4 separate regions of the Mus musculus genome follow, and regions 2, 3 and 4 are each linked to region 1. Evidence: chromatin loops called from intact Hi-C (ENCODE). Cell type or tissue: gastrocnemius. All regions are shown on one strand.

What was found. A loop is a pair of places that touch in the nucleus more often than their neighbours do. Peaks named below come from ENCODE experiments on the same cell type or tissue, not always from the same donor. Only the 100,000 strongest peaks of a DNase experiment are listed, where the experiment ranks them.
Region 2: it touches region 1 in a loop (3.0-fold over the local background); 4 of 42 quality-filtered maps call a loop at or near these places.
Region 3: a loop joins it to region 1, with 3 times the contacts of the local background. A loop is called at or near these places in 23 of 42 quality-filtered maps.
Region 4: a loop joins it to region 1, with 11 times the contacts of the local background. A loop is called at or near these places in 24 of 42 quality-filtered maps.

The regions. Positions count from the first base shown.
Region 1 is chr7:109,525,175-109,533,174 of GRCm38, forward strand. It overlaps Denn2b (DENN domain containing 2B), which reads right to left. Exons shown (of 20, transcript NM_001001326.1): 14 at 5,908-6,056; 15 at 2,440-2,617; 16 at 2,170-2,211; 17 at 1,052-1,163; 18 at 365-604; 19 at 89-175. Among named protein-coding and RNA genes, the nearest start is that of Snora3, 9.0 kb to the left of the region's middle. In gastrocnemius, a CTCF peak has its summit at 3,334 (motif pointing right); a DNase peak (open chromatin) is centred at 3,365; H3K27ac peaks cover 4,145 bases.
Region 2 is chr7:109,889,141-109,897,140 of GRCm38, forward strand. Dennd5a (DENN/MADD domain containing 5A) reads right to left here. Exons shown (of 23, transcript NM_021494.1): 21 at 7,807-7,930; 22 at 7,103-7,271; 23 at 4,640-5,675. The coding sequence ends at 5,492. Among named protein-coding and RNA genes, the nearest start is that of Scube2, 27 kb to the left of the region's middle. In gastrocnemius, a CTCF peak has its summit at 3,618; DNase peaks (open chromatin) are centred at 1,318 and 3,612; H3K27ac peaks cover 463 bases.
Region 3 is chr7:109,696,914-109,704,913 of GRCm38, forward strand. It overlaps Akip1 (A kinase (PRKA) interacting protein 1), which reads left to right and starts at 6,765. Exons shown (of 6, transcript NM_020616.2): 1 at 6,765-6,863; 2 at 7,033-7,257. The coding sequence starts at 7,039. It also overlaps a transcript of Denn2b not described here. In gastrocnemius, a CTCF peak has its summit at 3,521 (motif pointing left); DNase peaks (open chromatin) are centred at 6,033 and 6,786; H3K4me3 peaks cover 1,581 bases; H3K27ac peaks cover 1,389 bases.
Region 4 is chr7:109,714,953-109,722,952 of GRCm38, forward strand. It overlaps BC051019 (cDNA sequence BC051019), which reads right to left. Exons shown (of 6, transcript NM_001040700.2): 3 at 5,579-5,735; 4 at 2,973-3,207; 5 at 894-1,535. Gm51493 (a long non-coding RNA gene) reads left to right here and starts at 1,297. Exons shown (of 3, transcript XR_003946860.1): 1 at 1,297-1,405; 2 at 1,733-1,842; 3 at 5,639-6,073. In gastrocnemius, a CTCF peak has its summit at 4,550 (motif pointing left); a DNase peak (open chromatin) is centred at 5,609.

The DNA.
Region 1 (8,000 bases):
AGCCTCTATCATATTTGCTGGCCTAGATTCACAGCATTTTAGGGAACAGCACCCCTCTGGCTACCTTCATTAGTAACAAGTAACTTACCCAGGCCCCGGAGAAACTTGTTCATCCCGCTCTGCTCAGTGTCAGGGAGCTCTTCTAGATACTGTTCCACTCTCTGCTCAAAGAGGCCTGAGAAAGATGAACAGCAGGTACGAGGGAGAGAAAAATGGTGACATGAGTGTTTGATGGACCACACAGTGCAGATACAAAAGGGACAAGGCAGACATCTAGTCTACTAGTTGGCAGTTCATTACAATGACCTAGTTATACTGAGTCTAGAGAAGCCCCCAGCTCCCATCCCAGTGCCTGGGACCTTACCCTTGGCTCGACACTTCCTTAGCTCCCTGTCTTGGATGAAGCCAGCAAACATCTGAGATTCCATAAAAACTTCAAGAAAACGGCGGATACTTTTGGAGGCCACAGACTTGCGGAAGGCCTCTCGCTGAAAAGCCCTTTCCCCCTTCTCACTGTGTGTCAGGAAGAGGGAGTAGTGACCCACAGTCTCCACAAAGAACCGGATAAACACCTCTGACACAAGTCCATTGAGGGTATTACATTCTAGAAGGGAAAAGAAAAGTCACATTCAGCCCAAGATTCTAGAAGGCCGACCTCGCATTGCTTCAGTCTCTTCCCAACACGCTTCTAACCAGCACTCATAACTGTCCTTTGCTTAAGAGCTGTCACCTAGCTATGAGCCCCTGGAGGTCAGAAACTGCTCTAAGCACACAAGTTGGCAAATACTTCCCAGAAATTGGAGACCAAAGCATCACCTTTTCCACATAAGTGAGGGCAGTGGCTTGAAACAAGGCCTAAGAGGGAGGGGTTGATTCATTTCCTGTCACCGAGAAGTCTGTAGTGACATGTTTTGGGGCAGAAAAGGCACTGGGCCTAACTAGAGTGACCCAGTTCCTACACCTAGGCTTCGTCAGCCAGAAAGGCCCCAGCGGACAGTACAGATTTCAAGGTCTGAAGTCCAGACTCAGAGCAGAAAGGTTCTACCCTCACCATCATCAGAGTCACTGTCAGAGTCCTGGGAGATGAGCTCACTCTTCCTCTCCAGAGCCTGCTCCAGAGCAGCTTGCAACTTTCTAGGTAACAGTGTGTCCTCGTCGTCCATCTGCAGGAGGAGACAGCAGGGGTGACCACAGCTGACACTGACGCGTGCCAGGCCCCAGCTCACAGAGCTTCTAACAGCACTGACACTATTAGCACCCTCGCATAATGAGCGAGCACAGGAAGGTTTGAAACTTGCCCAAGTTACAGATTAAAGAGCAGCTGATTCTTTGGACCCATGCAGGATCTCCTACCCCATCTCCCTTCTCGTCCTACTTTCACTCAGGTAGGAAGTGCAGTGAACTTGGCGCAGAGACTGGCCTAACCTGTACTGAGAATGCTATTCCCGATCCATACTCTGGTGCCGGGGCTGTATCCTGGTGCTTTAACCTGGGGAGTCCTTAGTTATAGCAGTGGTTTGTAATAGGCTGTCTGTTCCCAAAGGGGACCTGCTAGGTCATGCTCTATGGGAAGCCGAGAAGACTCCATGACTAGCGAGGGCTTTTTGCAGCAATGACTGTGAGCCTTTATATGAAGCACATTCAGTAGTGTTCATAATCCCCAGAATATCTCTAGAGAGGTGTTATCTGATGGGAGCACTGGCTCAGAGAAAATTTCAGGTCCATTTTCTGTTTTTAGGTTATATGCTCAAACACATCAAGGCTCTATCTCAAAAGAAAACAAACAAAAACAAAACAAACAAACAAACACACACGTATCACCCGGACAGAGCCCAAAAGTGAGTATTAAAACTTTCAGGTCTTATTCTTTCACACTGCTACCCAGAAAAGCTGGGTGTGGTGATACACATCTATAATCCCAGCACCCAAGAGAACCATCACAGGTTCCAGGTCAGCCAGAGCTGGATAGTGAGACCCTAGATCCAAGAAAAACCAACAACAAAGGCTAGAAAGGCAGATCCCACTGAGGCCAAGGGTTCTGAAATCAGCTTGCTCCACCCGTCTATTCTGTGAGTTTGAAATTCAAAAATCAGAAAGCAGGCCGGGTGGTTACTGAGTGCCCACTGCCTTCCCTAGGCAGATTCAGGTTCTGTAATATGCGGCTCTTACCTGTCGGATGAATCGGTCAGATCCCAGATTCACCATCAGTGCCTGGGAAAGGGTCAGAAGCAGTGATCAGGGACTGAGTCTTGCAATGCCTTTGATAGGTGTCCAGACCTCCCATGTTCCCAGGGACAGATGACAGGAAAGAGTCAGCCAGATAAACCTCCCAGGAGAAAGTACAGAAGCTGTTTGAAGGCCAGGGCTGAGGTAAGATGATCCCCACAGCCTTTCTCTCTTCCTCCCCTTCCCCTGGCTGGTTGCCCCTGGGCGGCTTACCTCTTCCACAGGCAGCTCCTTCAGTTTGGGAAGGGAGCTGGAGAGCAGGCCAACCAGGAAAGGGGTGGGACAGCAGACAATGTCAATCATGGAGGCTGGGAGGACAGGAATGAATGTGTGCTGCCAGGAGAAGGGGTAGAGCAAGGCCACCACCGCGTGAGAGCAGCTGGACAGGGTACTGATGGACAGACAGAGAGACAGGGCAACTGAGCCCAGGGCCAACACCCTCAGGGAAGGATAATTAGAAACTACAGGGGCTCAGGGTATCCTTTGATGAACTGCACTTTTAGGGATTCTACAAGACACAGCCACAAAGGTATGTACTCAGCACACTGTGACATACAGAGGATTCTGCATGCATATGCATGTCTGCATAACAAAACACACACACACACATCACCCAGACAGAGCCCAAAGGTGAGTATTCAAACTTCCAGGACTTATTCTTTCACACTGCTACCCAGAAAAGCTGGGTGTGGTGATACACGTCTATAATCCCAGCACCCAAGAGAACTATCACCGGTTCCTTCACACATATATGCTTGCACACTCACCCCCAGATGAGCTGGTGGGAGTATTAGCTCAGGCTAAGAAGCACAAAGGAACTTATCACAAAGCTCCAGTGTGCAGGAGCTGGAAAACCCTGCAGAAGTCCCTCAGGCTGTTCTACCTTTCACAGCTGTGTTCTGTGGGATGCCCAGTTTGTCATAAGAGGCAGCCAGGACACAACCAGTTTTGCCATCTTCTAGCCCAGTACTGCTCTGCCCTCTGGCTTTCTATTTCTTTCTCCTTAGCTGGTAACAGTGATCTGACTGAAGGGAGAGTGCAGAAATCAGGAGGTGTGCGGTGGGCTACACCATTCTCAGGTCTCATTGGGGTCATCCCTTTCTTGTCCTGGAGGGGGCTCCAGACCTCCACACGGTGGAATCCACAGGGCTGGCTACAGGAGCCCAATGACCAAAGGGAAACCAGGAGGACAAGCACAGTGGGGCAGACCTGAAGTTCACAGGCAAAACGGAGTGCACACACCCAGCTTGTGTAGAGGCCTGGTGTGAGGCACCAGCAGACACAGGCACAGCTGGCCTGCCAGGAGACAAGCCAAAGCACCTCCAGACAAGCCAAGTGCTGTGACAAGCACTGCAGAAGCGGCTAGCTAGAGGCTTATAACCGATGATCATCTGAACCCTGCCTGGACAGCACAGCAAGGCCTACATTTAAGAAAAGACCTTCCACTTAGGGACCATATCACAGATGACGATACAAAAGGCCTAGAGCCCAGCTCACTTTAAACCTCATTTTCTTTTGCATTAGTGGACCTCACTCATCACCCAGAAAAAGTCTGGGTCCCCTGGGCCCATGGTACATAACTAGCATTTAGGAGACTGAGATTCGTGAGTTCCTAGCCAGCCTGTGTGCTACAAAGCATAGCAAGTTTGGGATCATTCTTGGTTATGTTGTGAAGTCTACCCCATGCCCAAAAAGTATCAGGGCTCTCCCTGGGATGCTGTAGCGTGGACTCACACATTTACACCTAATCCCCTGATGGAGACAAAAAGTCAGACCTATCTATTATAAAAAGCAATCCCTGCTCATTTTCTCTAAGGCAATGATAGTCAGCCAGGCCCTTGTGTGACTAACTTGTCACCTAATGGGCACCAAAAATATGCTGTGCCCGGAGACCTAGGTGCCCTGACCCTGAAAGCCATTCTCCTGAGGACAGCAAGAAAGTAATTTGGCAAAGATCAGGGAAAGATCTGCTTTAAGCCAAGGGACACACTGATCTTCAAAAACTACAAAAACTACAAAAAAAAAAAAAAGGGCAGGGGGATTTTTGAAAAACTTCAAAGGGCACGTTCAGGGTCCAGGTACTGTCAGGGACCACACTCCAATCTGGCGAGGCCACGCTGGACAGAATACCACTCTGCCATTCATCACTAGTCTTAGCTGCCAGACTGGGCCCCTTTACAAAGGCAAGATAGGCCTTGAAATACCTAGAGCAGTGATTCTCAACCTTCTTAATGCTATAACCCTTTAATACAATTCCTCATGTTCTGGTGACCCCAAACCATCAAGTTATTTTCACTGCTACTTCATGATTGTAATTTTGCTGTCATGAATCATAATGTAAATATGTGTGTTTCCTATGGTCTTAGACAACCTCTGTGAGAAGGCTTTTTGAATTCCCAAAGGAGTTGTGACCCAAGGTTGAGAACAGCTGACCTAGACTGCAGTACCCAGAGCTCCACAGCTATGAAAGGAGTATGAGAGAGGCAGCCTTCATTTCCTAACTCTCACCGTCCTTGGAAAAGTGGGCAGCTCAGCAAGGGGTAGTGGCACCCACCTCTAATATCAAACTCAGGAATGGAGCCCAAGGACTGCAAGGTCAAGGCCTGCCTGAGCTACACAGTGAGATCCTGTCTCCAAACAGCAACCACCATTTCTGCCCATTGCCTGAGAGCAATTGGGAGAGTTCCTCTTTTCAGCTACACCAGGGATTTGGTACCCACCATAGGAGAAGCCGGCAAGAACTTGTACTGCCTTCCTCTTAGCACCTGATACAAGGCACAACACAGCATGCAGCTTAATGACTAAGCTAAGTGGCAGCACACATACAATGCTAGAAAAACTACTGCCTTGACTTCTTTGATCAGAGTGACACGTTATCCCCAGCCTTCCATCCTCTCCCAGCATGCACCCTATACACTCTTAAACAAAACACCTCAGCTGCTGGGAACTCATTCCTAGATGTCTCAGGTCTGCGATCATCTCTTTTACTGCTCCCTATGGTCACCAACAGATCTCTACCTCTAAAAGTGCCTATCTGTTGGACCAAGTCTTACGGACCCATCCAGCTCTTCTTAGCCTCCTCAAACTGTCCCAAGCTCTCTAGACCTCCAGTATCTGAAACTTCTTCTTCCCTCCCCCTCTCCCGTCCATCTGTCTGTCTGTCTGTCTCTCAACTGTAACCTCTGTCCTACACATCTCTCAAGGCCCCATCTTGTCCTTCTCCATAGCTCCCTGGAACTTGGATTATTTCTACCCACCATTTCTGCATGTTTCCCTGGGCCAGCTGCTACAGAATAACTTAGCAGCTCTCCACAGTAGCCCTTCCTGGAATCCATGACCCCTGAAACTCTGCATTCTGCACAGGCAGCTTGGCTGGAGTTGCTTGCCACTTACCGTCTCCATACAATTGTTCCCGCACCTGTACATACATGGCCATTGCACAGGAAGTGTCCCTCTTCCTCCTCAGGCCAAGTCCTCAACTGGATTCTCAATCCTACTATCCATCCCCTTTCCACAGGTCTGCTAACCCTTCTCTATGTCATATTTACCGTGACAATGCACACACATAAGTAGGCACTCTAATACCACAATGTGTGGGATACACCAAGACTCGTAAAAATTTGCTGAATTCATTAATGGATATGCCACCCACTCCCTCTTTCCTTGCCTCCTGAGCCCTACCTGAGCTTATCTGCTACAAAAATGACTCTGCGTTCCAACAGCAATGAGGCAAAGATTCGGATAAGCTGACGCACACTGAGGCAGGTGAAGAGGCACTCAAAGTCCACGTGCTCCAGGCGGGAGTCCATAGGCCGACGCAGCTCTAACACCTGGAGGGAAGTAAAGGCAGGGCAGAAGCAGGCTAGGTGAGAGCCCAGGCTGCACACACAGTGTCTGCTGGCTACTCTTCCTTTCAGCCTTCTCCTTCCAAGGCTTCCAATCCTCTTACGATGCAGGAGACCCAGGCTCTCCTTCCTTCCGATTCTAGCTCTGCTCCTAGCAAACGCCTAGTACTAGGGACCAAACATAAGCTCTGAGGAAAGTAGAGAAAGCTAACTGCTCCCATGGATATGAAGAACCAGGGAGTCACACACCCCATTTGCACGAGTCTCCTGCCTTCTTTCCCATCTCCTTCAGCATACTGACCAGACCCACAATCGACCACTGCTTTCTAGACCATAGGAAGAATCCAGTACTTAGGAGTGCTGGCCTCTACCATGTCTGGAGAGACAATGCTGTTGTCCTTGTTGCCATGTCCCCTCCATTTCCTATGACAGTTTCCTTCCGACGGCTGTCCTGCCATCCTGCCCCTTATCTCTACCACCAGCCCTGTGCTAAGGATAGGAAAGGTCTGGCTATTCCAAAGAATCTTGCAAGGACATAGGACTACCTTTATTAAAGCCAGGCCTACCTGTATTCTCGAAGGACTACTCAGAGGTCTATGTAGCAGCTCCCAAAGCCCCTTCCCTGGAGGCATGGGTGTGTGTGTGTGTGGGGGGGGGCTGCAAGTGACCCCCACAGTGACAGAAGAATTGCTAACTCATCGTCTTCTGTAGAGCAGCAGTGATATGCAGGCTTCCTGAGAACTATCCCCTGTGGCCTTGTGGTGTCAGCTAACTCCCTCAAGGGGCTTGCACCAGGTGTCTCAACTGGTCTTGCTTCAGATCTGCTCCAGCCACTTACAGAGCCTCATTTCTCATCTCTAACTTGGGTTACTTCCAGTCCCCTAAGCGCTGTTTGCTTTTGCAAGTGAAGGAATTCTTAGCTCAGTATTCACCCTGGGTTCTGAAAAACATCAACAGGGATGAAGGGGGCTGCAGGAGCTGTGTGCGCCGTCCTCCTTGACAGGTGGTAAAGCCCAGGAAGATCAGAGCAATGAAGAGGAAAGCCTAAGTGCTTGATGGGCACAGGCTGAAGGCATGCCATAGCAGCCAAGTCAGAACCCTGTACCCTACCCAATATCTGTCCCCATCCTAAAACAAGACAAAACAAAACTCTGTAGCCCTGCCTCCTGGGAGCCCTGCAAGCAGCCCTAATAAGTGCTACTCTTCAGCTTCCAGCCTCTAACTCCCAGCCCCATGCTGCCCCTGCCTCCAGGGGCTGGGAATCTGACAGCAGCATAGTGGGACAGCCCACAGATAGCAGTAGGAAAGAAGGGCATAGTGAGATCTGCAGAGAAGGCAGGCGCTGCATCTAGGGTGAGAAGCTGGCACCTGCCCACTTCTGGACAGTTTCTGAGAGTCTGAGGTGTCTTACAGTATGAGTGAATTGGATTCTGTGAGAAGGAAATGTCTTTAAAGCAAAACCAAGAAGACTCATGGGATAGAAAGTAGCCCTGGTCAGAGAGAAGCAGCCAGGCCCAGGAGGTGACCTAGGAGAAGTAGGAACTGAAGAACTCCAGCTGTCAAGGCAGGGTCAGCTATCCTGCCAATCATCAAACTCCAAGTCTCGCTAATCCCAGGATATGTAGAGACTCTCAGGGAGATGCCAACAGGCATGTGTCACTGCCTGCACAGCTCTACGACTCTGAGGTTGGTCCTCCCACTCTGTGGCAGCTGTTTTCATCTTCCCACCTCTTACTCTGAGACGCCCCCTTCTCTACACTCAGCCAGCTCCTAAGAATCCAAGTCTATAAGCCACCATCTTCCCCTTCCTCTCCTAACAGAAGAAGGCCTCCATGAAGACCCCTGCCTGCACCTTCTGGTGACAGTTGGCTGCTTCTGGTGACAGTTGGTGTCCTTCCTTCTTCTGCATTGCTAATGTCTTCACCCAGG
Region 2 (8,000 bases), 360 kb after region 1:
GAGGACAGAGGATGGATCAGGAAGAAAGCCTGAAGCAAGGTGGAAAGTTTGGTCAAGGGACAGGCTGTACTGCTGGAGCAGGAGCTAGGGATCTGGCTTGAGCTATGTGCCAGGCTCAGGGGAATTAATACTGGAGTTCCGAGGCTGCTGCAATTGTCAGCCTGGGCGGCTTGAATTAAAGGTCAGACCCTATAATTAACCTTCAGGAAGCTGAGATCTTCAGGACCACAGAGGACCAGGGTGAAGTTTTCAAGGCCTGCTTACTCCACCGGAAGGAAATTTCAGAAATTGCCAGCTTCACTTTTAGGGTCAGTGAAAGGAAAGAACAGAACCGCAGTTCTTGGGACTTCTCCAAAGTCAGCCAGCCCCAAACCACGTTCCAAACAGCTGGATGATATACCAGCAGGGGGCTCGTTTGCTCACTCTACATCCAATCCAACCAAGCCATTCTCCCTGCACTACCCTACCACCCAGCTCATCCAAGACATCTGCACATCCTCTTTGACTACTTTGACCTCTACTCAGGATGCTTCCTTCCTTGAAATGTGAACCTGAGCATATCACTCTTCTCCAGGAAGCCCTCTGTGACTTCTCAGGCTCCCCCCATCTTCACAGGGTTTACTGTCCTCATTCTTTTTGTTTTTGAAGACAGGGTTTTTCTGTGTAGCCCTGGCTGTCCTGGAACTCACTCTGTAGACCAGGCTGGCCTCGAATTCAGAAATCCGCCTGCCTCTGCCTCCCACATGCTGGGATTAAAGGCGTGCACTTAAGTACACATCTTGATTGCAGCTCTGAAAAACTGGGTACTGGCTACTGCTTGCCTTTCCTGCCCAGTCACATCATTGTAATCAATATGATGTGGCCAAATGGCCACAACCTCTCTGGATGATAGCTGAGGCAAAGAAGAGTTAACACAGCTCTAATGCTAAGCCAACTGTGTCCAAACCTCTTCTTTCAGTGGAATAGATGAGAACATAAAGAGTTTTAGGCATCCAGTGGTCACCCTCTGCCAGGACATCTCCTTCAAAGTAAAAGCCATAGCAACAGGAGAAACTGTGGAAGAGCATGCACTAAGCATGCTCTAGACCCTGGGTTCAATCCTCAGCACCAAAATAAATGAAGGAAAAAAAAAAAAGGAAGCAAATTGTTTCTAGAAAGGAAGCAGCCCTGCCCTCCTTGGATTCTGGAGGACACATTGCAATCCTAGGAGCTCTCTCTGGAAACATCGAAAGCCACCAGCTTGCAGTGAAGCCTCAAATGGAAAAGGTCTCTCCAGGCGGCACAGATGGCTGGGTAATGGCCTGGCACTGGGCTCTTAAGATGTAAGAAGCCCTATGTGCTGGAACTACCAGCAAATGTGAGACATACAGCATGGACCTCTCTCTGTAAACACCAGAGAGCCAATAGGCAAGGCCCCTGGGCTCTAGAGTGAAGCTGGGCCATCTGTAGCAGAGATTTTTGAGAAATAGCTCCTGTCACATGACTAGGCCCTCCTTTTGATTACATTCTTGATCATCAAGTGACCCAACACCAGGACTGTTATGACCTGCCAAGGTAGAAATATTACCCCAGCTTGTCTGCTGATGAACCAGGTAGAGGGCCTAAAATGGGACAGTGGCTGCATGACAGACAATTTAATGGTCATCTCGAAAGACCAGAGCCTCTCCCCAAGTTACAGAGCTGCAGGTATGCACCTGCTCAGAGCGAGGGGCACACAGGAGACTATTTCACACTCCTAGACCAGGACTTTTGAACTAGGACTATCACTTCCAGAACCCAGGAAAGAATAGGTTTGGCTGGTTTTAGACAAGAAGATCTGATAGAGGCACAAGGGGATGTGGTAGTGGTGGACACTTAAGAGTACACAGAACATGAAGGCCTTTGTTTCATACCAGAAAGCACTGTCACAAAGAAAAACCAAAACACAGAGTAGACTGGCCATCGTGGGCAAATGCACTGAGCACACGAATTGCCACTGCTGACGAAGAAGGGGGGCAACGGTACAGAGTCCCGCATACCAAAGGCCATCGCCTCTGCTGCCACCATCTGACTTCCACATACACAAGTGGCATGCACGCCCTCACACATAAACAAAATTACTTTTTAAGAATTATTTCCTATAGTGAGAATTTCACCTGCATTTATATTATGTGCACCATGTACATGCCTGGTGCCCATGGAGGTCAGAAGAGGGCATAGGACCCCATGGAACTGGTTGTGAACCACCCTGTGGGTGCTGGAAACTGAACCTGGGTCCTTTGTCAGAACGAGTGCTCTTAACTGCTAAGCCATCTCTCCAGACCTAATTATTTTTAAATTGAAAAAAAAAAAAAAGAAAAAAAAGTAAATCTAGCAGCAGTTGGCAGGGAAGCCACTGGACTGTAGCGGGAAGGGAGCATGGATTTGGGGCTGGCAAAGGTCTCAATCTGAGTGTTAACTACAAGGTGCCCACGTTCTAGTGCTTCACTGAGTTCATCTGCTTGCTTGCTTGCTTGCTTGCTTACCCAGAAATCTTGGTGTCGGAAGCTTGGGATGAGAGCAGGTGCAGATGCTAAGGCAGGCAGGATGGTGAGCTGGGCAAAGAGAATCCAGCTTGCTCAGAGCTGCTACAGAGGCCTGAGCAAGCCCCATGCAGGACACAGCTGACTCCAGGGTCCTTGAGATCTTGAGCTCCTGGATGTGGCTGCTCTCTTACTTCATTCCTCATTCCAACGATGATTAAAAACACAACAAAAAGGGACACTCGCAGCTGAAAAGCCCTAATTTAAGAAACATGTCCACACTCACCTTCTCAGGAACACTCTCTGCTCAGGGCTGACCCAAGCTCCCTCACTAAATTGCACAGCTGACATCTGGCTGCTGTACATCTGGTCTTGCAGAACCACAGCGGTGGCCAGCTGTCTGAAGTTAAGCCTGTCCCACATTCATCCCACAGACAGGACGAGAGCTGGCTCAGGTTATTAGCTCCTAAGAACTGTGATGGTTAGTTTTAACTGTGAACTTGACACAACCTAGCATCACCTGGGAAGACAGTCTGTGAGGGGATCTATAATGCGGTTGACCTGTGAAGGGTTTTCTTATTTCAGTTGAGGTTAAAGACTCACCCAGAATATAGGTGGCTCCATCTCATGGGCTGGATCCTATACTGAATGAAAAGGAGTGAGCTCATTACTGGCATGCACTAATTCACTCATTCATTCATTCATTCTCATTACCGTGGATGTGAATTACTTCAAGCTCTTGTGGCCTTAACTTCTCCACAGTAACTACAACTGAACTGAATAAACCTTTCCCCCTAAACTGCTTTTGTCAGTTATTTTTATCACAGCAATGACGACTAAAACCGTATTTCCTGGGAATTCAACTTTTCCAGGCCTTGGTTTCCTCCCAGCCCTGGGGAAATCTCCATTTGCTTTGCAGAGTGTAAAACCCTGGTGTTAGGTGTGCCCAGGCTTAAGCTCACGACATACAGCTGAACATCATGCTAGCCTTTCTAGGGGACCAAAAATTCTCCTTCTGTACTCCAGAGACACAGCCCAACCTCTTCTCTCTTCCTCTCTTCTCCCTGCAAAGGAGCTGAGGTCTCAGTCTGTAGCCCACTCACTCCCCCTGCCGGCAGGACACCACAATGTGGCTTTCCTGAAGCCTCCTCCTCATCTCTTGCAAAAACATCCTGTGCACTCACAAGCTGCTCACAGAAGACAGACATGTGCTGGGGTCCTTCCTGCCCTGTAAGTGCTCAGAGCCCAGGGATGGTCCAATATGGGGCTGGCCGAAACAACCAAGAAACTATATCTGCATTGTCTTCCAAATTCTAAGAAACTGTTGGGCCACAAGGACAATGACAGCTGCCTAGGAGGTTGGGGAAGACATCATAGCAGCTGCCTCCTAAGGTAAACAGTACACAATTTTCAGGCAAGGGGAACCAGAGAGAGCAGTTACATGCAGAGCCAGAGGAACACAAAAGAGGACAACACCGGGTTTGAGGGGTTCTACTTGTTTAAGCCACTTCTGGAACGTTCTGCCAGAGGAGCCTGATTGAAAAATTAAAATTTAGCTACGTGTGGTGGCAAATGCCTTTAATCCCAACACATGGAAGTCTCAGAAATAAAAAAAAAAAAAAAGAAAGAAAGAAAGAAAGAAAGAAAAGAAAAATTTAGCTGGTTACTAGGGTCAAGGCTTTTCCACTGTTATACCTGACAGAGCAAACCCTTCACTAGAGAAAGGGCTTCTACACCACACACACACACACACACACACACACACACACACACACACCTGCATGTGTTAACAGAGGGCAGACAGGGCCACCTGTGTTCTATGTTCCCACCCAGTCTCCTACCGTTCTCAAGAAATGGCCCAGTATCATCGATTAAGTGACAATCTTTGTAAGCTTGGCCAGCTTTCCTCCCTCTGCGGTGGGAGAACAACCTTTGCACATTCCTCCTCACTGGCTGACTGAATTAGCTTTGAAAGTCTTGGGCACCAGATAGGGAAGGTGCACGGACTTAAGTCCTCAGGGGCGTCCTAGACAGTCCAGACCCCAGCCGGCTGGGGAGAGATGCACAGTTTGGTCCTCAGGAAGGCCACACTACACCTCCACAACCCACACACCCATGAAAGCCAGTGACCAGTGAGATTTGTTTCAGGTGTTTTATTAAGTGGGCCATACTGTAGCTGGTTTCTAAGTTGCAAAACAACATAAATTGAACAGTAATAACATAGCCAGTTAGACTGACAAGCTTTCCTTCTCTTAAAGAAAAAAAGAAAAGAAAAACAAATACTTAAAACACACAATGGCAGGTTAAATAAATAAGATAGGTGAAGAAAAGACAAACCTGTTAAACATGCTCATGTTTACTCCTGTGCAACTTTGTGCCAACAGGAAACATGATTTTCTGCATGTAGCACAATGACATTGTCCTGGCATGTCTCCTTCCCAAATAATACTGACAAAAAAGGGGAAGGGGGGAAACGGATGTGGAGCTGACTTGGCAGTGCTTGATCAGAGGCACTGCTAAAAATCCCTTTGATTGGAGCATGGGATGTCCCACTCGCACACCTGTGCGTGGCCCGTGAAAGCCAGATAGCCAGAATAATGTTAATATAGAAAACATTAGTTTAAAAACGATGTGGAATGGCCTCACCGCCGTGACGGGGCGGCATGTGGAACAGCCCCACACTTGTTGCAGGCTCAGTCTGGGAGGCCACAGGCTCCCAGCGTGCGGCCATGCAAGGGAGGCACCAGCTTCAAAACAAGCAGCGCCAACCTTGCCCCTCTCTGTCTCTTTCACATGAAAGTGTGTAAAAAGCAGGTCAGCAAATAAACTCTAAAATAGATTATTTTTTTTCCAAAAATCCTCTAGTTTTCTTTTTACAGTAAGTATACATATCCTCTCTGTCCCCCACAACTTGCTTAGGTCCCTTTGGGATGAAGAGGCAGAGCTGCAGGGAGTCTTTCTGGGTCCTGCTGCTGGCTGGTGCTCAGAGGTCAGATGTCAATGCCCTTAACGAGGGAAGTGTCCAGTGTGATGTTGAATTCTTGCAGGGTCTGCAGCACTCGGATCAAGGAATTGACGAGTGTGTGGTCCTTGATCAGCGCCACGTCCTCATACATGTGCGCAGTGATGGGGCAGTCGGCCAGCAAGGCTATCCAGTGGTGCAGGAGGTGATCTCTGGTAGGGTGGGAGTGATCCAGGTAGGTCAAAGCAAGGGAAAAGAAAGACACAGGCCAAGGCCAAGTTGGGGGTGGGGGGATCCTTGAACTTAGTGAGAGGATGAAGAAGCTGTACCCCTCCCCCATAGCCCCAATTCCCTCTAAAGGAGCTTGCTTTCCACCACTCAGCCCTGGGAATAACCCAACACAATTATCCCTGTCACCTGCCTCTCTTTCTCCACCTCCTTCATCTCCCTAGACAACCTAGCACACACCAGTTACTAGGCAGACGTGAGCACTCCTCCCGCCATCAAACAGAGGTCCAAAACATTTCTTTTCTCCACAGCTAACATCACACACTAACATCACCAGAAGTACTAAAACATGTGACACTTCCCATCTGCCAGCTGTTGCAAGAGGTTTAGTTTTCATGACAGCACCACCTATATGCAATGCCACCAAACGGCACAAAATGTTGGACCCTCTGGAACTTTTGTTAGTAGCCATGTGGGTGCTGTAAACCCAACCTGTGTCCTCTGCAAGAGGAAAGGGTCATCTTAACCGTTGAGCCATCTCTCTCCAGCATCTTACTTACTTTTGTGTTGTTGAGATGGAGTTCTTACTGTGTTGCTCATGATGGGCCTTGTATTTCTAGGTTCAAGCAATCCTCCTGCCTTAGCTCCCCAGTAGCTGGGGGCACAGCCACATAGTACTCAGCTCAGAGTCTGTATTAACTGTCACACCAACTCTCCTGCACACGGCCTGAATACCATGCCTCTAGTCTATGTGGCCTTCCCACTCTCTCAGTGCTGTCCACTCCGATGCATATTACCCATGATGTCAGCTCCACATTATCTCAGCCTTCTCATTAAACAATGCAGCCCTAATACAGAAGGAATTTTCTCCATCCCAGGTCTTGTAGCCCCCGCTTCCTTCTAAACGTGCTCCCTATCACTGACCCATCATTCTGCATGCCATTTCCTTCCACTAAAGCCTCACTGAAACACCTCCTCTTCCCGGAAGCTTTCTCGGGGCTCTCTCCTCTCTAGGGTTTTCGCACATCCTATGAGGGGTAGTTTGATAATGTTTGACACATTTTACTTTTAAACATGACCAGCAAACTTCCCAGCTCAGCTTTCTTTCCTACCACTTTCCATAAGGCCCCTGAAATTCAATTGTTTACTGAAAAAATAACTATACATATTTACTTCCAATGTCCCCAACAGGGTGGTTTTGAACCTTCCCATCAAGATGTGGCCTCCATCTTCCTTAATCATACACATTCTACTTCCCAGGTCCCACAAACACACAAGATACATAAGAAAAATCAATGGCATAAAGGGGCCCTCCAAGGCAGGGCCATGGCCAGTGCCCACCCTGCAGGACAGTGCCCACCCTATTGCAGCATCTGAATATTGGCTGCTGCACACTCTGGCCCTGTAGTACCTGGCTCCCAGGCACACCAGCATCTGAAATTTGCCGTCCTTGCCAATGTTCCGGGGCGTGTTGTTGACTGCAGTGACAAAGCGGCAGAAATTGCGGGCCCGTGTGTGCCAGTTTTCTTCTGGAACTACGTCATTCTGCTCTAACGTCTCATAATAGGTTTGTGCTTTCTCTGTGAAGAGAAGAAAAGCTGTGACAATGGCTCCTCAAACTCTGCCCTGCAGGCCAGGGGCTGTGGACTCTCCAAGCCCACACAAGCAACTTCAGGAGACCAAAGCAAGTTTTAGATTTTATTTATGTAGCCCTTAGCATGAGCATGCTCTTTTCCACTTGTCTGAAAGGACAAGAAAACTCTGAGGACTGTCTCCTGCATAAAAATTCTCCACACAGGGTTTGGGATCCAATACTCTCAACTGTTGTTTTGGTTCTATAGGAATAGAGGGTGAGGAATTGGGGCTAAGCCTATTCTAGATGAGAGATGCTCAGAAACTCTTTTGGTCCAAGTTTTCAGAGCTAAGGGGTCATACCCATGAGCATGGGGTTGGTGTGCTCTCCCATTATTCCCTACAAAAAAATCTGGGCAAACAAATAGCAGACCTAACTAAGGGCTGCCTGATTTGGCTTCTACAGCTAACCCATATGACATGGAATATAAAGACCTCCATATCAACATACTTTTCCTACTCTTCAAACCTAGACCAGCTCACCCAGGAAATCCCAAATGAAGACATTTTTGAAGAGCCGGGGTGATTTAAATCCATGCTGAAAAGCTTGTTCCAGTGCTGAAACGAGACCACACTCTCCACAGAGCAACAGTGTCAGGCTGCCACGCTAGGAGAGAAAACAGGATAAATGACAGGCAGGTCTCAGCTGAGCTGCCCTACCACTACTACATCCTTAA
Region 3 (8,000 bases), 170 kb after region 1:
GCATACACAGGCCCTGTGTTTAGGATCTCTAGCACTGTGGAAATTCCAACCACTACATAGTAAATAATAGAAGATTCCAAACCAGGAACCAAGGTTCTTTGTCATTTTTATTTAACACTGTGTTGATGGCCAGTATTCAGAGGCAGAAATCCTGACTAAAATATTATGATTGAGGCAGGCATATACTTTTAATACCAGCAGGAGTCTGCATAAAGACTTCCGGGACTTCTCTATGTACCAGGGCTACATAGAGGGACTCTTTTTTTTTTTTTAGGTATTTTCCTCGTTTACATTTTCAATGCTATCCCAAAGGTCCCCCATACCCACCCCCCCCAATCCCCTACCCACCCACTCCCCCTTTTTGGCCCTGGCGTTCCCCTGTACTGGGGCATATAAAGTTTGCAAGTCCAATGGGCCTCTCTTTGCAGTGATGGCCGACTAGGCCATCTTTTGATACATATGCAGCTAGAGACACGAGCTCCCGGGTACTGGTTAGTTCATATTGTTGTTCCACATATAGGGTTGCAGTTCCCTATAGCTCCTTGGGTAATTTCTCTAGCTCCTCCATTAGGGGCCGTGTGACCCATCCAATAGCTGACTGTGATCATCCACTTCTGTGTTTGCTAGGCCCCGATAGAGAGACTCTTAAAAAAAAAAAAAAAAAAAAAAGGACAAGTTAAGATTGGCTAGTTGTCTCTTTTTTGAGGTGGGACCTAGCAATGTAGTCCATGGCCTTTAACTTCTGCTCTCCTGTTTCAGTCTCCTAAACAGCTGGAATTTAAAGGTGTGTAGCACCAAGCCCTCAGGTCAAATGTCTTCATGTACAGATGATATGTAGAAAATACCAAAGGATCCACAAAAGTCCCCCACTAGGATTAATAAGTTCATTAATGTCCAGTTGTCTAAAACAACTAAATAAATAAAATTAAAACTAGGTTGTATGTGTGTGTGTGTGTCCTTTTCAAAAACAAATAAAAAATGGAGGGGAAGGGAGGAGGCAGGAAGGAGGAAGTGAGGGAGGAAAGGAAGAACAACTATCATGATAGTTAATATTGATTGCCACCATGTCAGAATATAAACACACAGGATATATATCACCTAAGAGACAAGCTTGTGGGTACACCTGTGACAGATTGTCTTGATTAGGTTAACTGAGGCAGGAAGACCAAGAGTGAATGGCACCATTCCCTGGGCTTGGGTCCTGGACTCCATAAAGAACGAGAAAGCTAGCTGAACACCAGCAATCACTGACAAAGAGAATATACCTGGAAACATTAAATCAGGTACTGAGCAGCCTTTTATTAAATCCTCAACACTGCACTCAGGATGGGAAGGGAGTGTAGCCCCAGGGAGCATTATGCGAACTTTATAGGGGACAGGACAGAAGTAAGAGTGACATTAGCCTGTCAAACCCTGATTACCTGCAGAACATTTTCCAAAAAAGGGTATGGGAGCATGGTATCTAATGCAGCCTGGTACAACATTTCAGCTGCAGATCCCATCACTGTCTTGTAAGCAACTCACTGAAGGACTGAGACAAAACAGTGTCACCAGTGTTACTCCCTATCAATCACTCATCTCCACTTCCTGGTTGTGGCTGCAACATGAACAGCAGTTTCAATCGCATGCTGGCAAGACCTCCCAGTACCCTGAAGCTGTGAGGCACAGTGATCTACCTTTCTAGATTTTGCCCGAGTATTTTATCACAGCAACAGGAAAAGAAAGATACAAACAATAATCACTCTACAACATTGATAAAACTCAAGAAAACTGAAGTAAATGTATAGGTATTCTATGTTCATGAATTCAAAAGTCCAATGTTTTCTTAAGATTTACTTTTACTTATGTATATTTGTATGTGCCTGTGCGTGCATGCGTGTGTGTGTGTGTGTGTGTGTGTGTGTGTGACATGTGTGCATGAGTGACTATGGAGACCCAGAGAGGACAGTAGTGAGGTGCTCACTGTAGGTGCTAGGAAGCAAACACACACAGGCCCTCCAGAGGAGCAGCAAACCCTCTTAGTCACTGGGCCATCTCTCTAAGCCATCCAATACTATTTAGATTGCAGATCTTCCCAAATTGACCTGAAAATTCAACTCAATCCCTGTCAGAACCCCAAAAGTCTTTATGTAGGGGTGGTTCTGATGTAGGTCCTGTTACCCAATTGGCTCCTTTTTTTTTTTTAAGATTTATTTATTATAAATAAGTACACTGTAGCTGGCTTCAGATGCACCAGAAGAGGGTATCAGATCTCATTATGGGTGGTTGTGAGCCACCATGTGGTTGCTGGGATTTGAAATCAGGACCTTTGAAAGAGCAGTCAGTGAGTGCTCTTACCCACTGAGCCATCTTGCCAGCCCCCCCCCCCCCCCCGCCCCCTGCCCACCGCAATTGGTTCTTGACAGTAAAGATGCCACAGGTCAATTGCTAGGAGGAAGGAATAGGCAGAACTTTCAGGTCTCTCCCCCCCACACCCCCAACCCTGCAGGCAAGCAAACAGACAGAAGGAGAGGACAGAGAGAGCATACCTCCGCCATGCTTTGGAGGTAGAAAAGCCAACCAGTCATGTGAGATGTTGGGCAGAGCGACCACAGGCCTCTCCGGGCAAAAAGGACGGGATGCTGAGCTGAGACTAAAGGTAACTGAGTGACTAAAGTTGAGGACAGATTTAGAATGCTGAGCTAAGAGTATTCGGGAGGGCACGCCAGCCTGGGAAGATTAATAATGCCCAGAAACTGAGCTAATAAGACAAGCTGAAATTGAACAACAGTGTGTTTTACAATTGCAGATCCAATTTTCTCTGGGTCAGGCAGGTGGGGTGGTCCATTCCTAGAGCTTAGGCGAGGTAGCAAAAGCTACCACACAACATCTTTATGTGGAACTTAACATATCTTTTAAAATATAAATGACCTAGAAAATCAAAACAACTTTGAAAAGTACAGAACACAGTTTGTATACTATGTTCTATACTTGATATCTCAATTTCTAGACTTACCATAAACCTACGACAATCAAGAGAGAATGGCTTACATACATATGATCAATGGAACAGACCAGAAATTAACTCCTGTATACTTATAGTCAACTGACTTTTGACAAAAGTACAAATGCCACCCAATAAAAAAAGAATAGTCTTTTTGACAAACGGTATCTAAAGAAATGAGTTTATACCTCATTTAGCATATATACAAATTAAACTCAAATATTAAAACTTTAGAAGAAGAAAAAATGCTTAATTAGGCAAAAATTACATATGATAACAAAAGCACAACCCATAGAAGAAAATAGTAAAACTGGCCTCACCATAATTTAAGACTTGGTGCTTCAAAAGACATCATTAATAAAATGAAAGGAGAGGATGTGGAGAGATGGTTGAGTAGTTAAGAGTACTTCCTGCCCTTCCAGAGGACCCAGATTCTATTCCCAGGACCCACATGGAGGCTCACAACTGTCAGTAACTCCAGTCCCAAGGAATCTGATGCCCCCTTCTGGCTTCCATGGGCACTACAAGCACATGGTGTACAAACATACAAGCAGAAGAAACATCCATGTCTTCTACTGGCCTCCATGGGCACTGCAGGCTTTTGATGCATATGCATACAAGCAGGCAAAAGACCCATACACATAAAATAAATCTGGAAAGAAGAAATATATTTTAAATAAAATGAAAGTGCAGCTGGAGAGAGTCAGCAGTTAAAAGCACTTGCTGTTCTTGTTGAGGACTGGGGTTTAGTTCCCATCATCCACATGGTGGCTCACAACCACTATACCTCCAGTTCCAGGTGATATTATGTCCTTTTCTAGTCTCTGTGGTCACCAGCACACACATTGTGCACATGCATCCATGTAGGTAAACACTCAGATACATATAAAATAAATCTTTTTTAAAAAGAAAACAAATTAAAGGGAGATGAGGAGAAGCTTAATAGGTAAAATGCTTGCCATGCAAACATAGGGACCTGAGTTGGGACCACCCCAGATGCACCACACCCACATAAAAGCTAAACATGGCAGTGTGCTATTCATTAACTGGTGCAGGGGAATCAGAGACAAAAGGATTTCTGGAGCTTGCAAGCCAGCTATTCTAGCCAAATTGGTGAGTTCCAGGCTCATTAAGAGATGCTGTTTCAAAACTTAAGATGGAACTCAATTGAGGACATCTAGTATCAAACCATACACACACAGACACACAGAGAGAGAGACTGTTGTGATAATGGGAAAGACCTCTTCATTAAGTCCCAACAACGAACCAAAATATGATTCTGTTGAAGTTCACTCTGGGAAATTAAGAGTTTGTGAGGCTTATGGGGGGAATGGGGGAGTTATAAGTAGCTTCCTGACCCACAAGCTATCACACAGGAAGGCCTGGATGTTGGCCCTTCCCTTTGTCTTTCCCAGCTTATACACTCTAGCCTCTCTCTGAGACCTAGGCCTCTGAGCAACTAGGGTATAACTGCATACAAACTGCTTGGAGACTCATGTAAAGAAAGGCACAATGATCCCTCCTACCTCTTCCTTCTATGAGGGAATGTCAACAGTCCACAGACACCGCGCACGCACATTTGCAAGCAAGAGCTAATGAAGATGGTGGCTGTTTTGCTCAAAGGACCACACGTTACAACACTCCCAACCCCACCCACCACATAGAAAATGAAGGGCTAGGGATATAGCTCAGTAGTAAAGCTACTTGACTAGTATGCAAAGGGCCCTGAGCATTTTAATCCCCAACAACGAAAAACTGAAAAAGAAAATGAAAAACAGAATATACTGTGATGGTATATTATATATTATTAAGTACATTGTATACATTTATATATTATTATATATTAATATATCATATTATTTGTATAATATATAATTATTACAAACCGTATATCTAATAAAGGGGGCCTATATTCAGAATTTGAACTCTTATTGCCCAATAATAATTTTTAAAAACCACAGACAAACCATATTAAAAAACAGACAAAGGATTTGACCAGGTATTTCAGCAAAGGGCACATAGGAACAGCTAGAAATAACAAGAAACGGTCTACAGCAGTACCGGTCACTATGGAAATCCTAACTGAAGCCCCAGAGACTGTCACTTCATACTCACACCAGCAGGAGAAGGACTGCAACACAAAAAGGCAACAAACGCTAGAGTGGACACGGAAAAGCGGCCAGTTGTGGGAATATAAAACTGTGCAGCAACTTTGAATAACAGCCTGGCAGTTTCATATCATGTAAATATAAATTTATAATACTCTCAAAATTTTTACTTCAAAGTTTCTGCTCAAGAGAAATGAAAATATTTAGTCTTAGAATGCATTATCAGAATAGGCCTCCAGGATGGAAATAGTTCCAAGTGATGAATAAACAAAATACAGTATATTCATATAATGGAATATTATTTATCCATAAAAAGGGATGACAATGTACTATATACTATAACTCAGACAAGCCTCAAAGTAATCTAAATGAAAGAGACCGGTCCAAAGGGCCACATACCATATGATTTTATTTGTATGAATCGCCAGAAAAAGGCAAATTTATGGGGATGTCAATCAGAATAGAGGCTACCTAGATCCTGAAGTTGAAGTGAGAATCATTCATCAATAAGAACTAGACTACTTTTTACTCATTTTTTATGTGTGTGAATGTAGTACATGTGTGCCAAAGAAAGTGTATGGAGGTCTGAGGACAACTTTTGGGAGTCCGTTCTCACCTTCTGCCATGTGTAAGGCAGGGTCTTGCTTGTTGCTACTGCTAGACTATATAATTCAAGGTGTCTAGTCCAGGAGTTCTAGCCAATTTCCTGTCCTCACCTCTTATGTCACTGTTGCAGGGTAGGGCTGACAGATGCACACTACAGATCCTGGCTTCTGGCATGGATTTCAAGGAATCTCAGGTAGCTAGGTTTGTGGGCAAATGTTTCTCTATTCACACTACTTAAGGACTGAGAATTCCTTTGTGTCCTGTGAGGGACCCACCCCGCACTGAGCAATGTTCCTTAAAGTGGAACTTTCTCCCCATTCACGCCCTGCTGCTCACCAGGGGGTGTCACTCCCGCTGAGACCCAGGGCTTTCACCATAGCCCCATGGTGTTCTGAAAGGTATCTGATCCATTTCTTACTTTAAAAAGTGATACGATTGATGCTTGAATGGTAGGTCCAGATCCCAGGACCAAAGAGACTGAAAGCCAGCCTGGTCTACATAGTGAGGGTTTGCACAGTGAGACTGTCAAAAACAAACAAACAAATAAACCTCCAACAAAATTGTGTGAATCTGTTCTTCCAAGGGAGGAATGAGGAAGCTGCAGGAAGGGAATGACGGGATTCCCCACTCACCACTCCACTACATCCTCTACCAACCTGCCAAGAAATACCTGCCATCCCCTGGAGTCTTACCAGTCCCCTCACCCACAGTTCCAAGACCTCCGTCTGGCCTCCATCCCCAGCCTTGAGAGTTCTTCTGACAGAATGCCCTTTCCCCAGCACTACCTCCTCAGTCGCGTTGGTCCGCTAGCCTCATCACCTCCTCACACAAAAGTGGTTCTGGAGTGGCGAGACCCCTGAATACGGTCCGCATGCACCTACTCTCACAAATGTTTTTAGCGCAACGAGTCACGGGATCCACACTGACCTGTCGCGGCAAGAAAGTCCTCGAACGACAACAAGCGCCCGCTTCGCGTCTGAAGCTGATTAAGGCTGGGCCCACGTGCCCCTCGACCCGGCCCCGCCCACACCGGCTCCGCCCATCGCCAGGCCCCGCCCACGGCGCGCAGCAGTTAGCTTGGCAACTGGCGCGAAAGAAGGGCCGCGGGAACACGGAAGGCGTGTCCGTGTGAGCGCTATGCGCGTGCGCCCGGAGAAGCAGGCCGGGTGAGGGGCTGTACCCAGGGTCTGAGAGGCGGAAGTGCAAGGGGCAGGGGTCCTGCCTGCTAGTTCCTCCCCACTTGGATTGCGCGATGCAGGCGAAGGGGGAGTTGGGGTCGCGGGGAAGTTGCCGCCCGGATCCGGGCCTAGTTGACTTGTCTGTGTATGTGTCCAGGGAGACATGGAATACTGTCTGGCGGCCGCGGCGCTGAACGGAGTGGACCGGCGCTCGCTCCAGCGCTCTGCTCGGCTGGGGAGGGAAGTATTGGAGCGCGCCAAGAGGAGGGCAGTGGACTGGCATTCTCCAGAGCGATCCAGAGGCAACGTGGGGGTCCTTTACCGCCAGGGCCCCTACCAGGAAAGATGGTCGGTCCCTGGTTCCCAGCGCCTCCTAGGAGAGGTGAGGCCGGGAGCTGGGGGACTGTCTAGTCATTCTCCGCCGCCACTGGGCGGGAGGAAGCCTCCCATGTCCAGAAGATGTAACGCATTGGAGCAAAAGTGGAAACGTTGTTTGGAAACTGCTTTTGACACGGTCTCGTATAGCCCAGGCTGGCCTTGAACTCTTGCCTACGATTTAGGTACTAGTATTAAAGAGGTTGTGTACAAGCACGGTGTGACCCAATTCTTTTTGAATAACAAAAGAATAGTAGTATTCTGCTTACTTATAACATAAAATTTCTTACCGGGTGTGGTGGTGCACACCATTAATCTCAGCATCCAGGAGGCAGAAGCAGACAGATCTCTTGAGTTCGAGATTAGCCTGTTCTACATAGCAAGTTTCAAGCCATCGTGTGTTACCTAGTGAAACCCTGTCTAAAGTAAATAAATACAATTCTTAGTGTGGTGCCAGAACTTGGGAGGTCGGGGCTAAGGATCAAGTACAAAGTCTTCCTAGTGTACATGTGATCTTGTCTCAAAAAATCATAAACAACAATAACAGTTCTTTCCCATTACTCAATAGTGAGTAAAGCCAGCCAACCAGTTATTTTAGTTCCTGGATAAATTGCACATCTAGTTTACAGAGTTGGATTTTTTTTTTTTTTTCTCAGCAAGATCCTTCTTACCAGTTTCAGCTTGCAGAAGCTTTCCTAAAAGTGAAAAAGGGCTATTTCTCAAATGATGTCCTTCTCCAGTAGGGGATTT
Region 4 (8,000 bases), 190 kb after region 1:
AAAGGATAGGTACAAGGCAGAAAATAACACACATCTCCGACCCACCAAGGTGTGCTCCATAGTCCTCAGCTCAAGGTGAAGCTAGGGGTGGCCACAGTATCTGTTAGGTGTAAAATAAGCAGCAAAATGCAGTGCTCCCCCCACTCTTACTGAGGGGCCCTTGTGGACAGTACAACCTAATTCTCAACATTTAAGGTCCAGTTTCTATACTTGCTTGGGTCTTGACTCTCATCAACATCTGGAAGCGGTGCCCTGTTAGCAGATGTGAAGACAGAAAAGCAAAGATGGCGAGGGATGTCGGTAGAGTGCTCGCCTAGTACTCATGATGGCCTGGGTTCTACCCAGGAACCATGTAAACCTGACATGCCTGTAATCCCTACTTAAGGAGGTAAAGGTCGGAGGATCAGGAGTTCAAAGTCATAGTTGGCTATTTTAGTAAGTTCAATGGCAGCTTGCACTACAGGAGACCTTTTCTAAAAAGGAAGAAGATATTAAATAGAGGTATAAATCAGAGCACAAAGATCAACTGCCCAGTCCATTCTTTGTTTTTTGGTTTTGGTTTTTTGGTTTTTTCGAGACAGGGTTTCTCTGTATAGCCCTGGCTGTCCTAGAACTCACTTTGTAGACCAGGCTGGCCTCGAACTCAGAAATCCGCCTGTCTCTGCCTCCCAAGTGCTGGGATTAAAGGTGTGCACCACCACCACCCGGGCGACCAGTCCTTTCTTATTCATGTGGAAGCTACTATTTCTCTCATCTGACAGTCTCTCCCCACAGCTTGCATTCTATACATTAATTACATCCAAGCCCACTAGGGTGTACCTGACTCTCAAAAGACCCATGCAGCCCCTAGCCCCTCCCTGGGAAGCTAGCACCACACCCCAGGTATAACATACCTGGCTTTCCAGGCGGTGGTTCAGGCCCATTTCTCCTCCAGTACCTCCACTCGGGCTTGTGGGGGCTGTACTGCTGCAGAGATGTCGTCTCAGAAAGGATGGGGTCAGTGTTGACTGCCCTGCTTACCATCTGTCTCAGAGGCAGCCCCATCTCCAGATGACTCTCTGAATTTTCTTCCTCGGAAGAGGAGGAGGAGGAGGAGAACATATTGTAGCTGAGCTCTGCCACCGGCTCCTCCTTAGGACCTTGTAGGGGCAAAAGCTGAGCTGTGGGCTTCACCTCTGGCTCCGGGAGTTTTCTGGTTGTGAGCTCTGAAGTCCTAGTTAGAGGCCACCAGCTCGGCCCCACCAAAGGGCAGCTGCTCTGGCACTGAAGCTGGCAGCAGGCACAGGAGAGGCAGGGAGGGCATAAGAAGGAAGAGTCCAGAGGATGCCTGTGTGTGGTGCATCCAGCACGGGGTCCCAGCTGAGAGCAGTGAGGTACCCAGAGACAAGAACTGTGGCAGTCCCTGGTATGAGGTGCTTGTAGTCTTTCCACAGCCTTCTTCCAGACCGTGGGGGGCACCCACCTGACGCTGCCTAGAGGCACCTTAGTTGTCTTGCCATTCCAGAAATGAACAGTGATTTCTTTTTCTTTAGATGCTATGAATAGAAAAGGGAGACATTTGAATTCCTGGTTCTTTGGAATCCCCAAATCCAAAACCTCAGCCCCACCCCACTCCTCTTTCTTGATCGTCATGTGCCACAGTGCCCAGAGAGCCTGTGGGAATGTCTCCCTCTCCTGTACCTCACTGACCATCAGTTCTGGGCGATTTACAGGTGTCTTTTTCCTTCCTCAGCTAAAAATGACCTGGAGGGGCCTGGTTTTCATGCGGAACCAAAATGTAGCCTCAGCAGAAGCTGTGCTGTTTAGCTGGCTCAAGAGGACTGTCAGTCCCTGGAGGACTTGGTGAGTCTCCCATGATTCTAGAATACCTTTACCACCACTACCACACATAGCAATGTTATTATTTTGTTTATTGGTTTGCGTTTCTGAGACAGGTCTCATTATGTAGCCCTAGCTGACTTCAGATTTGTTATCCTCCTGCTTCAGACTACAGAATGCTGGAATTACACACACATACACACACACACACACACACCCCACACACGACATCACACCCACCCAGCTCCTGCTATGGTTTAGGTGACTGACATAGACATGGTAATTTTAGGTTGTTTCCCTTGATATTATTTTATACTTTTTGGTTTCTTGATTTGTTTCTTAAATATTGTTATTAATTTTTACACTATGTGTACAAGTGCTTTGCCTTGATGTATGTAGGTGTACACAATCATACGTGGCACTCAGGGAGGCCAGAAGAGGGTATTGGATCCACTGGAATTGGAGTTACAGAAGGATGTGAGCTTCCATGTGGGTGCTAGGAACTGAATATGGGTCCTGTGCAAAGATAGCAAGTGTTGTTAACTACTGAACCATCTCTGTAGCCCCCACTTTGTGTGTGTGTGTGTGTGTGTGTGTGTGTGTGTGTTTTGGTTGGGGGGGTGGGTGTTTGGTTGGTTTGGTTTTTTGGGTTTTGTTTTGTTATGTTTTGTTTTGTTGAGAAACTCTTTTTTTTTTTTTTTTTTTTGTGGTAGTGGTAGGGTTGAGATAGGATTTCTCTGTGTAGCCCTGGCTGTCCTGGAACTCACTTTGTAGACCAGGCTGGGCTCAAACTCAGAAATCCTCCTGCCTCTGCCTCCCAAGTGCTGGGATTAAAGGCGTGCGCCACCACTGTTGAGAAACTCTTACTCTATAGCCTAGTCTGCCTTCAAATTTGCAGCAATCCTCCTGGCTCAGCTTCTAAGTGCTAGGCTAGCATTACGGCATAAGCCACCAGTGTCTGTCCTCCCTGATACTAAGCATATCATAGAGCCTGGAAGATAGGACTGGCTCAGCCACCACTGCAGGAGAAGTTTTTTTCTTTTTGCTGTGGTTCTAAGACCCCTGAGCTCTGACCACCAACAATGCTCCTTCCCCCTACCCCCTCATGTGTGCCTCATGACACACCTCCCCCAGGGCCATGGCAGCTTCCTTACCTCTTTGTCCTTTTTGCTTCTTCAAGCCCACTAGAACAGTGCCGGGGCCATACCGCTGCTGCCCCGGTTCCCAGGGTGCCAACACCTTGTCACCCAGCTGCAGTGAGTGTGGCACAGATGGTGAAAACTGAATAACATCCTCTGGAAATACCACCCTCTGCTGCTGGGCTGGCAGCTCTAGGCCTGTGACAAGGGGAGCCTCAAATTCCACAACCAGGGCCCCCCGCTTCTCCAGCTATGGGAAAGACAACAGAATGGGATTTAACATTAGGGGCTAGAGAGATGATTCATAAACAAAGCCCCAGCTGTCCATGAAGAAGACTAGAGTTTGGTTCCCAGCACCCACATGGAGGCTCACAACTAACTATAATTCCAGTCCCAGGGTCCCTGACACCCTCTTCTGGCCTCTGTAGCCACAAGACACATACATGCTGCACATACATACATGTAGTCTTAGTTAAGTCATGCATGTCTTAGTTACTTTTATAATGCTTTGATAAAATACCATGACCAAGGCAAATTAGAAAGGATTTATTTCGGACTTAGTTTCAGAGGGTTAGAGCCCATGGCCATCACTGTGGGGAGCATGGCAGCAGGCAGGCAAGCAGACATGGTACACAGGTAAAGTCGGAAAATGCTGAGTTTGAGAGTGCATTGCCTTTTGAAACCTCTATCCCAACCCCACCAACATCCCCACCTCCACCATGAGACACCTCCAACAAGGCCACACCTTCTAATCTTTCCCAAACCATTCCGCTGACTAAGGACCAAGCATTCAAATATGCGAGCCTAGAGGGGCCATTCTCACTCAAACCATTACACAAAGCGCTCATACACAGAAAATCTTAAGGAAAAAGAGGGAACTGAAATACAACAGAGGAATTGAGTATGGTGACACATACTTTTAATCTCAGCACAAGGGAGGTTTAGGCAGGAGAATTGCTTTTGAGTTTGGGGACAGCTTGGGGTTTGTACTAGGCTCCAGGCCATTCTGAGCTACCTATCAAGTGTCAGGGCAGTTGAGACTACAGACTGAGGCCCTGTTTTGTTTTGTTTTGTTTTGTTTTGTTTTGTTTTGTTTTGTTTTTTAAAAAAGATAGGCAAGCAAGATGACTCTGTAGGGAAAGGTGCTTGCAGGCAAACCTGACTACCTGAGTTTGATTCCCGGGACCCACAACTAGGAAAACTGACTCCCCCAGTTGTCCCACCCATATGTCATGACACATATATATACACACGAGCACACACACACATTCACAAAGTCCAGCTCTTGAAAAAAAAAAAAAGTACCGGAGCTAGGAACTTAGCAGAGAGCATACCTAGTATGTGCAAGACCCCAGGTTCCATCCCCAGCAGTACATAAACCAAGCATGGTGGAAACAAGAGGATCAGAGGTGCCAAGGTCAGGGCATCCTGGGGTACATGAGGTCCCATGACAAAAATTTAGAACGTGGGATCCGAGAGATGGCTCGGTGGTTCTAAGAACACTTGCTACTCTTGCAGAGATCCCAGGTTTGGGTTCCAGCTCTCACTCCAGTTAAGGAGTGATTTGATGACCTCTTCTGGCCTCCATTGGCATTACATGCACATAATACTTAAATTCGCGCAGAAAAAACACTCACATAAAATTAAAATAAAACTGATTTTAGAAAGAGAAGTCCAAAAGAAGTAAGTTGCCACTGAAGTAGCGCCTAGGCCTGGCGACTGGCATTTTCGGGAACAAGATGCTGTGTATGAGAGCCAACGTGCTCACATATGGGAAATGCATTCTCACTCTTCTTTCTCTGAGGCTCAGGCCCGTAATTCAACCCACCAGATCTTCCTGAACAACAAATGTATATTTTTCTTGCTGTTAGGAGATGAATTGTGTTTCTCCTTCTGTAAGTTAATGTATCCAATCTTGGTTCCAATACCCCAGCCTGTGATCTCTTTTTAGGAATCAGGCCATTACAGGTATAATTAGTTAAGATGAGGTCACAGTGAGCATAGCAGGCCCTTGATCTGACTGATGTCTTTATACCCAGAGGAAATTTGAGGAGCTGGAGGGGTGGTTCAGTGGTTAAGCACACTTGTTGTTCTTGTAGAGCGCCTGGGTTCAGATCCCAGCACCCACTTCAGGGTGCTCACAACCACCTGTAGGTCCAGCTTCAGGAGAGCCAGTACCTCCTTCTGGCCTCTGCACATACAAGTACACACAGACACATAAATAAAAATACTTGGGAAAAAGAGGAAATCTGAATGAATACTATTCAGAGGGAAAGAAGCCGTGTTAGGTGGAGGCAGAGTCAGGGTGACTCTTCTGAAAGCTAAGGGAACCCCAAGATTCTGAGCAAATACTGGAAATTATAGGACTGGCAGGAAACAGACTCTTCCTTGTATGTAGTCTTTAGAAACAACCCACCTTGAAACACCTGATTTTCAGCCTCAAGAAATGGGAGAGAACAGGTTTCTGTCATTCAAGCTGCTCATTTTGTGTGGCACTTCGCCACATAGCTGTAGTAACTTAGCCAAAAAACTAAACTTGCAAACGTACACAGCCAAGACACGCCAGGTGCGAGAAGGCCACCAGGGGAGTGAGGAGTGAGCTGATGGGGAGAGGTACTTGCCTCTGGAGCAGCCTTTATCTGAGCCAGATAATAAAAGCCATCCGGTTCCTTTCTGGCCAGGACCCAGGAGCCGCCCGCAGCTCCGACTCTTCCCAGCCAGCGGAGCCCCGGCCATGGCCGATCAACAGTGTGAAGACATGGGCAACAGGCAGTGCACCTGGGAAAGGCAAGTGAGATCAGGGGCGAGCACAAAACCTAAAGACATCAAGAGGACCGCAGAGATGGCTCAGCGTAAATGCGCCTGCCGCCAAGCCTGACCATCTGAGTTCAATCCCCAGATTCTACATGATGGAAGGAGAGCACTGACCCACATGTGAGCTATCATGGGTGTCCTCACCTGGACAAATACATGAATGTAAAAGAAGGTAAAGACAGTAAGAAACGCGCCTCTGGAGCAGATCGGAGGATCTTGTGCTTGCCCGACTCACCAGCAAGAACGATGCTGCAACAGGATCCTTCTGCACACGTTTATTGGGAAAGCTTGATTGCAGAGGCGAAGAGACCCTAAGCCCAGAACTGGTGCTGCTTATATAGGCCTAGGAGAGGCGTGTCTCACACCCGGATTGGTTATGCATGGGTTATGCTTACTACCTCATTTGCATGCCTTCATCTGATTGGTTAACTTGTCTCTCATCTGATTGGTTAGCTTGTCTCTCATCTGATTGGTAAATTCTCAAAACCTCATCTTGGCAAAAAAAAAAAAAAAAAAAAAAAAAAACTTTACTGCCTATGTATGCGTGGTGGCCAGCGGTAGCCAGCGCCACCCTGCAACGGCACATGTGGCTTCCCACAGGAGGAGACTTACCGCATGAGGATGGTAATGGTGTGCGCAACAGAAACACAGGGAGAATGTAGCCATCTTTGGCTTCCTGTAAAAATCAGCTAAGCTTCTGCTAGCAGAAACTGAAGGCCATAGAAAGCAGTTTTTGGACTGGACATTGTTTCATGTGGCCCAAAATGAAATCAGCTTGTATACTTGTGTTAACGCTTGAAAGGGGAGCTGCGAGATGAGTCCCAAGACATTATGGGATACCAGGATGAGGTTAACAGTGTGACCAGGGAGCCAAACTGTAAGGAAATTGGCTTGAGGCATGTCATGGTTTGAATGTGCTTGGCCCAGGGAGTGGCACTATTTGGAGGTGTGGCCTTGTTGGAGTAAGTGTGTCACTGTGGGTGTGGGTTTTGAGACCCTCCATCCTAGCTGCCTGAAAGTCAGTATTCTGCTAGCAGCCTTCAGTTGAAGATGTAGAACTCTCAGCTCCTCCTGTACCATGACTGCCTGGATGCTGCCATGCTCTCACCTCGATGATAATGGACTGAACCTCTGAACCTGTAAGCCAGCCCCAATTAAATGTCCTTATAAGCGTTGCCTTGGCTATGGTGTCTGTTCGCATCAGTAAAACGATAACTAAGGCAAGGGGTCAGAGGGATATGGAAGCGCAGAGGAGCTCATGAAGGGGCTGCAGAGTGGTGGAAGGTGAAACCAGTTCTGGGGACTCCAGCGGCAGGGCTCTCTGGCCTAGGGCAGTACAGAATGAGAGATCCGACCTTTGTGGTTTGGTTTGGTTTGGTTTGGCCTTTCAAGACAGGGTTTTTCTGTATAGCCCTGGCTAACCTGGGACTCGCTGTGTAGACAAGGCTGGCCACAAACTCAAAGAGGTGCACGAATTCTGCCAGAATTGAAGTGCTAGGACTAAAGGTGTGTGCCACCACAGCCTGGCTTATTTGTTTGTTTTTGTTTTTCGAGATAGGGTTTCTCTGTATAGCCCTGGCTGTCCTGGAACTCACTCTGTAAACCAGGCTGGCCTCAAACTCAGAAATCCACCTGCCTCTGCCTCCCAAGTGCTGGGATTAAAGGTGTGCACCACCACGCCCGGCTCTGGCTTTTTTTTTTAATTCAAATATTTATTGTTACTTTTTGGAGTGGTGTGTTTATATTCCCTGGAGCTGGAGTTACAGGCATTTGTGAACCACCTGATACAGGTGCTAGGAATTGAGTCCAGGTCATCTGTGACAGCAGTATGCACTCTTAACTGCTGAGTAATCTCTCCAGCCCAAGAGGATCTGGGTTTTGAAAAAGTTGTTTTGTACAAAAACCTGAATATAAAGATGCTTAACTTGGTCATGAACAAGGCGATCCAAACAAGTAAATTAAGAACTTGAGCAATGTATTGGAGAGATGGTTCTGTGGTTGAGAACAATTGCTCTTGCTAGGACCAAGATTTAGTTTCCAGTACACATGGCTGCTAACAGAGTCTGTAACTCTAGTTCTAGCAGATCCACTGCCCTCTTCTGGTCTCCTTGGGTACTGCACACATGTAGTGCATAGACTTAGGCAGGTGAAACACCCATATACTTAAATAAAAAATTTAAGTTGAACATTTGGACTAGCGAGTCCCTATCCCAGGCAGTCTGGTTCCTA